2 separate regions of the Homo sapiens genome follow, and region 1 is linked to region 2. The links are chromatin contacts, found by Hi-C or POLR2A ChIA-PET in ENCODE. All regions are on one chromosome and are shown on one strand. Each heading gives the region's core, a stretch centred on a gene start or an enhancer-like site at or near the end of the contact. The rest is flanking DNA. Distances are from core to core; before and after follow the strand shown. Region 1 holds the start of ZNF573 (zinc finger protein 573). Region 2 holds the start of ZNF790 (zinc finger protein 790).

Region 1 (5,670 bases), core at 2,898-5,397, 940 kb before region 2:
GAAAGTAGTGGTGCACACCGGTAATCCCAGCTACTCGGCAGGCTGAGGCAGGAGAATCACTTGAACCTGGGACGTGGAGGTTGCAGTGAGCCCAGATCGTGCCACTGCACTCCAGCCTGGGCAACAGAGTGAGACTGTGTCTCAAAAAACAAACAAACAAACAAAAAACAGTACACCAGTGTGTATCCCTTCATGGTTGGTGGACATGTGGGTTGTGTTCATTTTTTCAGTTACAAATGATGCCGTTGTGAACATTTTTGTATTTCTATTTGGTTACCATTAGTGTGTATTTATGTACAGTATAAAGCAAGAGGTAAAACCATAGGTTACATGGTAAACATATCTTCAGTTTTACTAGGTATTATTGGCTTCATCCCAATGTTAACACACCAACTGACAGTCTTACAATGTCTGATAATTCCCAAATCTTTGCATTCTTGCTGACACTTAATTTTGTCAAAATTTTAATTTGAGTTTTTTGGTGGTTATGTGTCAATGACTGTAGTATTAATTTACTGGACCTTTTCTTCTCTGTAACAGGCCCTGTCAAGATATATGTGTGGTACGGCAGGGGTAGGATGGCAGCGGTAGGAGCCCCTAGAGGTAGAAGGGGCTCTGGAATCCTTCATCGTCCTATGTGAAAAAGTTTGTGGCAGTGATTTTTTTTTTTTTTTTGAGACAGAGTTTCGCTCTTGTTGCCCAGGCTGGAGTGCAATGGCGCCATCTCAGCTCACTGCAACCTCTGCCTCCCAGGTTCAAGCGATTCTCCTGCCTCAGCCTCCCGAGTAGCTGGAGTTACAGGCGTGCGCCAACACACCCGGCTATTTTTTTGTATTTAGTAGAGATGGGGTTTCACCATGTTAGTCAGGCTGGTCTTAAACTCCTGACCTCAGGTGATCCACCTGCCTCAGCCTCCCAAAGTGCTGGGATTACAGGCGTGCGCCACGGTGCCCTGATATTTCCTGTGTACAGTGGTGTAGCCAGGGTGCAAAGCCGCTTCCTAATGATTCTGTGATCTAAATATTATATCTTCTTGCTTCCCTTTAAGATATGTTCATTCCTCCATACAATTAAACAATCTCAATTACTCTTGAGGGAGCATAAAATCCTCATTGTCTAATCATGGGTCCTTCCAAATTATTTGTTGGCTTGTGTTTAAAATATGAAAAAGATAATGTCGATTTTGTTTTATTCTTACTGCTTAACCTGAACAAAATGTCATAGATACCTCCTGGCCTGTTGCTCAGCCAAGGAGAGTCACTTGAATAATGAACAAGACTGGAGGGAAACCACATTGATAATTTATCATTACACCGTCATCACATACATGGAACTCATCAATGATGCTTACAAAAAAATTGGGTCATTTGTGGAAAAGTGTAAAGAGAATATAGGAGATGTCTCAACTGAAGACAAAAAGCTACAGAAAATAATTGCAAAAAAAAAAAAGTGTTAAGATGTGAACACAAATTCAGAGATTCAGAAGCACAAAGTGCTAAGTTAAGGGAAAAAAAGAGTTATCAATACTTTCTTCCTTATGGAGAACAGGATGAATTCTTAAAAGGGCAAGTAATTGTGAGTCTGATATATCTGAAGATAATTAGTATTTCTAATGTTGTAAATGGTTGTGAATTTATAGTCACTATTCCTATTTCCTTTAGACTAGTGACCGTGACTTTGATCAACAGAAACACACCGGGTTAGTACTGTTATCTATGTCTCTCATCATACTATGTGTTAAAATAAGTCGATCAATTTTTGTCTTGTATTTGTTTTCATTTCACTTTATTTTAGTTTCTCTGGAACAGGGTCTCACTCTGTCGCCCAGGCTAGAAGTGCAGTGACACGATCACAGCTCACTGCAGCCTCGACTTCTCCAGGCTCAGGTGATCCTCCTGCCTCAGCCTCCCAAGTAGTGGGGACTACAGGCATGAGCCACCCCGCCTGGCTAATTTTTGTATTTTTTTGTAGAGACAGCGTTTTGATGTGTTGCTCAGGCTGGGCTCAAACTCCTGGACTCAAGCGATCTCTGTCTTGGCCTCACAAAGTACTGGGATGACAGGCATGCACCATGGCCCGAGGTCTGTTTTAATTTTATTAATTGGCTGATTCATTCAGACACATAATTATCAAGTAAAATCTCACTATTTCCTTAGCATTTCCCTTCAATTTAGCTTAGAAAATCTATTCCTAAGTTAATTTTTTAAAACATATACAATTAGCCAGGTGTGGTGGCACATGCCTGTAATCCCAGCTACTTGGGAGGCTGAGGCAGGAGAAGCACTTGAACCCGGGAGGCAGGAGAAGCACTTGAACCCGGGAGACAGAGATTGCAGTGAGCCGAGATCGCGCCACTGCACTCCAGCCTGGGCAACAGAGCGAGACTCCATCTCAAAAAAAAAAAAAAAGGTTTTCTCCAGATCATTTTTACATTTAATTATTCAGTCTGTTTTGACTATACCTTTAAGAATTAAGTAAATATAACTTTACTTCTACACACTATTAGTCAATGTACCTAACACAATTTATTGAATAAACCAGTCCATTCACAACAACATCAAAAGTACGTACATTTCCCAATGTAAATTAATACAGCCATGATGGAAAATAATATGGAGATTCATCAGAAACTAAAAATAGAATTACTATATGTTCCAGCAACCCCACCGGTGGGTGTATAGCTAAAGGAATTGAAATCAGCATGCTGAAGAGATAACTGCACTACCATTCACTGCAGCATTATTCTGCATTGGATACGGAAGCAACCTAGGTGTCCAGCATGTTATAAGTGGATAAAGAAAATGTTACATATTATATATATTATGTATATAACCTTATACACATATATATATGTATATATAAAGGAATACTATTCACTTTTTAAGAAGAGGAAAATCGGCCGGGCACAGTGGCTCGCGCCTGTAAATGCAGCATTTTGTGAGGCCAAGGTGGGTGGATCACCTGAGGTCAGGAGTTCGAGACCAGCCAGATCAACATGGTGAAACCCTGTCACTGCTAAAAATACAAAAATTAGCCGACGTGGTGGCGCATGCCTATAATCCCAGCTACTTGGGAGGCTGAGACACAAGAATCGCTTGAACAGGGGAGGCAGAGGTTGCAGTGAGCTGAGACTGTGCCACTGCACTCCAGCCTGGGTGACAAGAGCGAAACTCCGTTTCAAAAAATAATAATAAGTAAATAGATTTTTAAAAAATAAATAAAAAATAAAAATAAAACAAGGAAAATTCTGTCATCTGTGACAACATGGATAAACCAGGAGGACATTATGCTAAGTGAGAGAAGCCAGTAACAGAAAGATAAATACCAAATACCACATAAGTGGTATTTGTGGAATCTAAAAAAGTCTAACTCTTAAGAGGCAAAGAATGGTGTTTACCAGAGACTGAAAAATGGGGAAAAGGGAGATGTTAATTAAAACAGTACAAAATTTCAGTTAGTCAGGAGAAATAAACTTTGTTAATCGATTGCATAGAATAGCAACTACATAAATAATGTGTTGCATGTTTCAAAATTGCTAAAAGTAGATTTTAAATGTTTTCACCACAAAAAAGTGAGGTGATGGATTTAATTAGCTTGATTTAATCATTTCGCATTGTAAACATAGATCAAAACAGCATATTGTACCCTATCAGTATATAAAACATACAATTATTATTTGTCCATTTTTAAAAAGTTACTTTTCTCATACCTTATAACAAGACTGGACTTCCTCAGGGGACACAGAGCAGAGTCCCCGCCCTCGGGAGCTCATAACCGATCCCCCACGCTCGCCCTCGCGGCCACACTTTGAAAGCCCTCCCCTACCGGCTCTACACTCAAACAGCCCGAGGCTTCGGGCAGCCTCGAGTTCGGATTCCACTTCTCAGCCTTCTGGGGTCACTGAAACCCTCAGAACTCCGAGGACAAGTCGGACACGCCTTCGCCTCAGCCATCTTCGCCAGCGCAATAAGTCTCTGTGTCTTCACACTCCTGGTAGAGGGAAAACTAAAACCTCCGGGAGCCAGCGTCCGGCGGTGCCTGCAATCTAACCGGGATTTGGGGTTCCGAGCCACTTTTCCCACAAGCCACCGCGGTCATGGAGCTTTAGGCTTAAACTACATTTCCCAGAGGGCAACGGGAACACCCAATCTATGGCTTCCCTTCCGTTTTCGCGTGGTTCTTTTGCAAGGTGGGTTGAACTCATTTCAGTATATAACAGGCACAGAGTACTCGCAGGGAGGGCTCTGGGCAATCAAGTTACGTTGGAGCCCAACCTAAACCAGCCGGGGTGGTGGAGGAAGCCCTTTAACCGTGGAAGCCTCTAGTGTGGACGGCCAGTTGTTATCGGAATCTCAGGCCCGTGGGTGCATGAACAGCAGAGGAGGGTATTTGAGTGCGCACGTGAGAGAATGTTGTATATGTCAGATGGGGAATGTTTGAGAGTGTGTGACAGAGAAACTGCGTGTGAGAGGCTGGGATGTGCCTCCTTGACGGTGGGTGCGGTTGTGAGGCTGTGACAGGTGAGTGAGTGGCTGTGCTTGCGTGACGGGGATATGAGGTGCTTGTCCTTTTCATGTACGTTGATTGCGGTGGCACTGCGGTGTCACTTTGAGTCTTGGCTGTAGGTTCCCGGCTGCTGCTTCTCTCCTCCCTCCTCACAGCTGCTTGCGGCTGACACACACAAAAAATGTCTGCAAGAGGGAAGTTGGATACTGAACTCTACATCAAGTTTTCCAGCAAGAAGGCATTGACTTGCTGTGAGATTGGAAACGCCTGGGAGGTTATTTCTTTGTGAGCTCTGAGAGCGAGCTACCTGTCTCAGAACCTCGTCTTTCCCAGAGCTCTGACCCCAGGAACCTGCTGTGAACTCATACCCAGATTCCAGCCTCTCTCCTACCTCCATGTGTTAAAGTGTGTGAACAGGGAAGGCGTGGAGGGTATTGTGTAAGGAGGCATTCCGTGCTTCAAGGAAAGGCCTGATAACTCATGATTTTTTTCTCCCTCCCTGGTCCTGCTATTCCTCAAAAGGACTCTAATGAGGAGGAAAAAAATTCTTTCACATCTAAAACTCAATGTTTAGGCTAGTTGGCTTTTTTCTTTCCTAAGGTTACTGGTTTTAGAGTATGTTTTACTTCATCTGAAATGTGTCTGAATGTCCTAATACCAATCTGCTTTCTTTCCAGTAGATGTTGGGAGCCATTGAGCTGAATCTCATTAACGTTCTCATATTTGGCCGGGTGTGGTGGCTCACGCCTGTAATCGCACCATTTTAGGAGGCCAAGGCGGACGGATCACTTGAGGTCAGGAGTTCGAGACCAGCCTGGCCAACATGACGAAACCCCATCACTACTAAAAATACAAAAATTAGTCTGGCGTGATGGTGCATGCTTGTAATCCCACCATCTTGGCCAGGCTGGTCTCGAACTCCTGACCTCATGATCCACCCGCCTCGGCCTCCCAAAGTGCTGGGATTACAGGCGTGAGCCACCGCACCCAGCCTTATGTGGATTATTTTACTTCATCTTCAGACTATTTTATATGCTAAATGACATTTTCTCCCAATTTACCAATGAGACTTTAAGACACATTTTATTAAGTATCAGAGCTTAAATCTGAAAGTCATATCCTAAAAGACTAACAACAGAATTTGTATTAGTTACTTCAAGAGAC
Region 2 (5,654 bases), core at 320-2,819:
GAGTAGCTGGGATTACAGGCATGCACCACCACACCTAGCTAATTTTTGTATTATTAGTAGAGACAGGGTTTTACCATGTTAGCCAAGCTGGTCTCGAACTCCTGACCTCAGGTGATCCACCCTCCTCAGCCTCCCAAAGTGCTGGGATTACAGGCGTGAGCCACCGCGTCCAGCTGAGAGATTAAAACTATTAAAGAGCCAAGATATTATTAATACCCTAAAGATCAGCTGGAGCTGGAGCTGGGTATCAGAAATGATCACACAGGTTATGTGCAGTGACTCATGCCTGTAATGCCAGTACTTTGTGAGGCCTACTTGGGAGGATCACTTGAGCCCAGGAGTTCGAGACCAGCCTGGCCAACATGGCGAGACCCTGTCTCTATAAAAATTAGCTGAGTGTGATGGCACACACCTGTAGTCCCAGCTATTCTGGAGGCTGAGGTGGGAGGATCACTTGAGCCAGGGAGGCAGAGGTTGCAGAGAGCCTAGATCGTGCCACTGTACTCCAGCCTGGGTGACAAAGCCAGACCCTGTCTCAAAAAAAACAACAAACAAACAAACAAAAAGAGAAATGATCACATAGAATGGGCATTTGTTCTTGAGATACCAACACTTGTGTGGAGTTATACTGAACTTACACATTTTATGCACTTCAAGTATTTTCTGTTTCACAATAAAAAAAGAAACAACTATTTTAGTTACCTGATAAGTTTGAAAGTACTGAAAAAAATTACTCCTCTGTCAGAAAGTTTAGATGTAGATTGAAATGATGTACATCTAAAAGAGAAGCAAATGAAAACTGGCAAGTGTGTACTTCAGCAAAAAGAATGGCATGAATGGAATTTACAAAACAGTACTAATGTTACTATAAACATTAATTGAAACCAAACACTTTAAGGGCGATTGGAGGATGGGAATAAGGTATTAGGAAGAGTTCTCATGGATTCCCAGACAGGGTACCCCTATAGGGCTGGGCATGTAGCTGTGTCCCATGGATCGTTTCCCCTTCGTTCTATCCCAGGCTGGTACTTGTGGGACAAGAGGTGTCCACCCAGCCGGGCCGAGGCTCGGGCAGAGACGGGACAGACTCGCCACTCGCTTGGCACAGTCTTGTAGGACTTTCCCGCCATGCCACATAGGTCAGAGGCCCACGCAGCGAGCTCCTACTGAAAACCATCGCACCATCCCCCCGGGGCATTTCTGCAGTGTTCCAGGCTCTGGACTACATTTCCCAGGGCCGTCGGGACCAAGGTTACTTCCAGCCTAAGATGGCCTGGGCTTACTGTCCTGTTCCCAGGGCTGGGAGCCTTTTGCAGAGGTAGGGCAGCCTGCATGCCTCCGCTGAAGCTTCCTAAACGCGGCCTGGAATTCTGGAAGCTCTCGGCAGCAGATGTGAGCGGTGTGTGGGCGATGGTCTTTGCCCAGCGAGGGGATGGGGCTCAAATGCAGGGTCCGTTAATGGTGACCGCGGTGTCCGGGGCAGTTAAAGACGGCCCAGGCTCCGGACTACATTTCCCAGAGTGCACCGTTCCCCGGGCAACTTCCTGTCAGCCCTCTGTCCCTTTAGGGTTAATAGAAAGATCGCGGAACCTTCCACCATCAAGGGACCGCAGGGCCGGGTGAGTGATTCCGAGACACAGAAGCCGAATGACTCCGGAGGGCCCGAGGCCGGGGCTGAGGGGAGTGAGGTGCTAATGTCTTTGGAGTTGGTGGCTTTGCCGGCGAGGGAGCGTGGGGGCGAGCGATCGCGATGGGAGCAGTGGATGCGAGAGTGAAATTGATGCAGGAGCTGGGGCCGCGACGGGAGCTTGTGTGTGTGTGTGTGTATGTGTGTGTGTGTGTGTGTGTGCGCGCACGCGCACACGACGTTGACAGGCGCTGTGTGTGACCCTAATGGACTATTTAAATGTGACTGTATGTACGTGATTATGACTGCGTCGCGTTGTGCGTGACCACGTTCGTAAAGGTGGTGATAGCAGCCGCTATGGGGCCAAAAACAAAGAATTGAGCTTTGCGTTGAGTGACAGGCATAGTCCTTCGTGAATGTGTGGGGAGCAGTTTTTGTGCTGGCCCGTAGCTGGATTGGAGTGGGGGCAACCTAGAAGGAGGGGAGAAGAATGGGACACAGTGTAGACAACATAGTTCAAGAGTTTCTCCGTAAATTAGAGCAGAGAAATGGAGCAGCAGGTTGGGGTAGAGGGCTGGGGAAGACGGCTGGGGAACAACCACCCATCAACATGTTGTTGGAAATGAGCCACGAGAGGGGGGAAAAGTCCAGGCAAGGGTAAGTAAACAAGGCTCATCTGTGTGGGTGTAGTTAAAAATGCAAGAATTAAAAAAAATAGAAAAGGGTAATCGCGCTGCAGAGAGTAAACCATGAGCTGAAGATTTCAGATATAGGGGGAAAATACCCTGTGTTTGGTAGAGGTCAACAAAAGTGAGATGTGGTGAGTTATATACAATCTCATGGCAGGAAATTCAAAACTAGAGTTTGTGGAGGGAGGAAGAAAGGTCTGAAGGTAGTGAACAACAAGGAGGCCGGCCATCTGTTCCATTTTCAGACCCACTGGTAAGAGGCTGTAGCTGGGGAAATGTTGAGAGGGCTGCAGAGTCCTCCAGATACAGCCTAGTTTCTGTTAGACTCAGAATGTTAGGGCGTGTTCAAGGAAGTGGTTGAAGATAAAAGAGGAGTTGGTTGTTAATGAATTATGAATTCCATTATGAAGGCATACAGGAAAAGTGTTGAAAGTTGGGAAGAATGAGAAAAGGGGACAAATGAGACTTGATGGTATACAATGTCCGAAAAGACAGTTGACTAGAAATTCTGGGACTTCTTATAGTAGATAAATATAAATACAAGGTTGGATTGACATTTATTCTGGTTGGATTCAAGTCAGTTTTGGAGAGATAGCGTGGGATAGTGAAAGATGATTTCTTGAGTGTGAGAAACAAACTTACCCGTCCCAAAGAATGGACTCAGAGACCCGGAGAACAGCAAAAGTGAGACTTTTAATGATGGTCTTGCAAGATCAGTGTCTGATAGGCACACCCAACAGTTTCAACAAGCAATTTATCCCCTAGTGCACAGGTTCCTCCCCTGGTTCCTCATAGGCTGATAACTATGGGGTCACAATCTTCCCGGATGTTGCCTATTGATTGTTGGGTAGGGGCTTCAGGTGTTTTGTTTTTTGATTTTTGTGAGACAGAGTCTTGTTCTGTCACCAGGCTGGAGTGCAGTGGTGCAATCACGGCTCACTGCAACCTCCGCCTCCCAGGTTCAAGTGGATTCTCCTGCCTCAGCCTCCCGAGTAGCTGGGACTACAGGTGCGTGCCACCACGCCCAGCTAACTTTTCTATTTTTAGTAGAGATGGGGTTTCACCGTGTCGGCCAGGATGGTCTCGATCTCTTGACTTTGTGATCCGCCCGCCTCGGCCTTCCAAACTGCTGGGATTACAGGCGTGAGCCACCGCGCCCAGCCGGTGTGTGTGTGTGTTTTTTTTTTAGGCTTGTCTTGCTGCATTTGGTTGCGGCCCACAATGCACTGCAATCCTAGTTAGCTCAAGGTCTCTTCAATAGTTGACTTATGACCTAAGCAGCTGGGCAGGCTGATAAAAGCAGACAAAATGAGCTATTTTGCAGGCTAGCAAACTTTCATCTTAGACTAAACTTCTTTGGTTTGGGTGAAGGCAACTAAGTGGGGGAAAGGGAGAAAGCGGGAGGCTGACAAGCAGGCATCATCTATCCAAGCAGGGGCCTAGTATATCCTGTTTCTTCTGTAGTTTGCTTACCTAAGCCAATTCAAGGCATTTTGTCTTGGAAATGGACCACTGTATACATTATTTCCTTCACTGAGTATCTCTCAGAAAGAAGGAAGCTTAAGATAGAAGGGGGGTCAAGGTAGGCAGAATGATGGCCCTGCAACCAATGTTTACTTCCTAATCCCTGGAAACTAGGACGATGCTACTTTATATGGCAAAAAGGACTTTGCAAAGGGGATAAAGTTAAGAACCTTGAAATGGGGGCGATTATCTTGTTGGACTAATATAATGACATGGGTCCTTAAAGTCAGTGAACCTTTCCTGGCTGAGTTTAAAGTCAGAGGGAGATGTGACCGCAGAAGAATGGTCAGAGAGATGCCACATTGCTTACTAGATAGAGGAAGTGGGCCTTAAGCCAAGGAATGTTGGTGGCCTCTAGAAGCTGGAAAACATAAGAAAACGAATTCTCCCCTGGAGCTTCCAGAAAGGAACACAGCCCTACCAACACCTTGATTTTAGCCTAGTAAGACCCAACTCAGACTTCTACTGAACTATATGATAATAGATTTGTATTATTTTAAGCCACTACCTCATGGCAGTAGAAAACTAATACAGTGGTGTAGTGTCTTGGCCTCAGTGTTGTGGAGGAGTCTTGATCCCTGTGACATAAGGGGACCTCAACCTCTGTTGATTATGTTGAAGACTTCCAGTAAAGTACATAGGTCCCCACTTCACCAATAATATAATTTACAGTTTTGCTATATTGTGTTATTTTTAAACTTTGGAACTTAGTGAACTTTTATTTGTGATCTAACATCTGGTCAGTCTATACTTACTTTTTGCCTTACACTTGATTTGTCTTGGATTGAGAGAGGTGTATTAATGAAATTTTATTTTATTTTATTTTATTTTTTTTGAGACGGGGTCTCCCTCTGTCGCCCAGGCTGGAGTGCAGTGGTGGGATCTCGGCTTACCGCAACTTCTGGTTCAAGCAATTCTCCTGCCTCAGGCTCCTGAGTAGCTGGGACTACAGGCATGCGCCAACATGCCCGGCTAATTTTTTTTGTATTTTTAGTAGACACGTGGTTTCACCACATTGGCCAGGCTGGTCTTGAACTCCTGACCTTGTGATCTGCCCACCTTGGCCTCCCAAAGTGCTGGGATTACAGGTGTGAGCCACCGTGCACAGCCAAAATTTTATTTTATATAACCTGTAACTTTTGCTTTATGAAAGTTGTTGTTGCTTTGATATACAGATATTAATGATTGTTATATGTTTATTATGAATTGCAGGCTTTAGCATGCTCAAGATCATGGCCTCTGCTTATTTTTTTGTTTGTATTTGCCTTGTAATATGCTGTATTTCTTCCTAGTCTTTTTATTGAAGTTTATCATATATACAGACAATACGTTATTCTCATGAATAATCAGGAAGAGAGCATTCTTGCACTTGTCATTTTGTGTTTACATGTATGCATTTCTATTGGGTTATTCCAAGGAGAGGAATTGGTGAGTAAGAGTATGTGAATCTCCTCAAGCAGATACTGTCAGTTTTCCAAAATGGCTGAACCAGTTAAAAGTTCCCATCAACAGTTTATGCAAGTTCCAATTGATCCATCTTCTTGTTAACACATGGCATTGTCAGACTGTAAAATGTTTGCCAATATGGTGGATATGTAGTGGTATTGCATTGTGGTTTTCCTAACTGATGACTAAGGAACTTGAATACCTTTGTTTTAATGTGCATTGTCCATTTGGATATCTTCCTTTGGGAAGTGCCAGTTCAAGTTCTTAGCCTAGCTGTTGGGAAACTTGTCTTTCATTGTTAATCCTTAAGAGTTCTTTGTATAATCTGAATGAGTCCCTTGTCAGCTTTGTGTATTGTATATATCGTC

The links. A loop is a pair of places that touch in the nucleus more often than their neighbours do. ChIA-PET counts read pairs that join two places held with the same protein, here RNA polymerase II (POLR2A). Pooled maps may share reads with other maps.
Region 1: a pooled map shows a loop between it and region 2 (8-fold over the local background). The contact joins the promoter of ZNF573 here to the promoter of ZNF790 in region 2. A Hi-C loop is called at or near these places in 1 of 37 single-sample maps with no recorded cell type and 8 of 50 pooled maps. POLR2A ChIA-PET finds 5 or more read pairs at or near these places in 2 of 52 experiments (HepG2 and PC-9).

What each region holds. Positions count from the first base shown.
Region 1 is chr19:37,778,063-37,783,732 of GRCh38, reverse strand. It overlaps ZNF573 (zinc finger protein 573), which reads left to right and starts at 4,147. Exons shown (of 5, transcript NM_001172690.2): 1 at 4,147-4,189. RefSeq lists enhancers at 3,333-3,995, 3,854-4,203, 3,910-4,204, 3,996-4,659.
Region 2 is chr19:36,834,302-36,839,955 of GRCh38, reverse strand. ZNF790 (zinc finger protein 790) reads left to right here and starts at 1,569. Exons shown (of 5, transcript NM_206894.4): 1 at 1,569-1,619.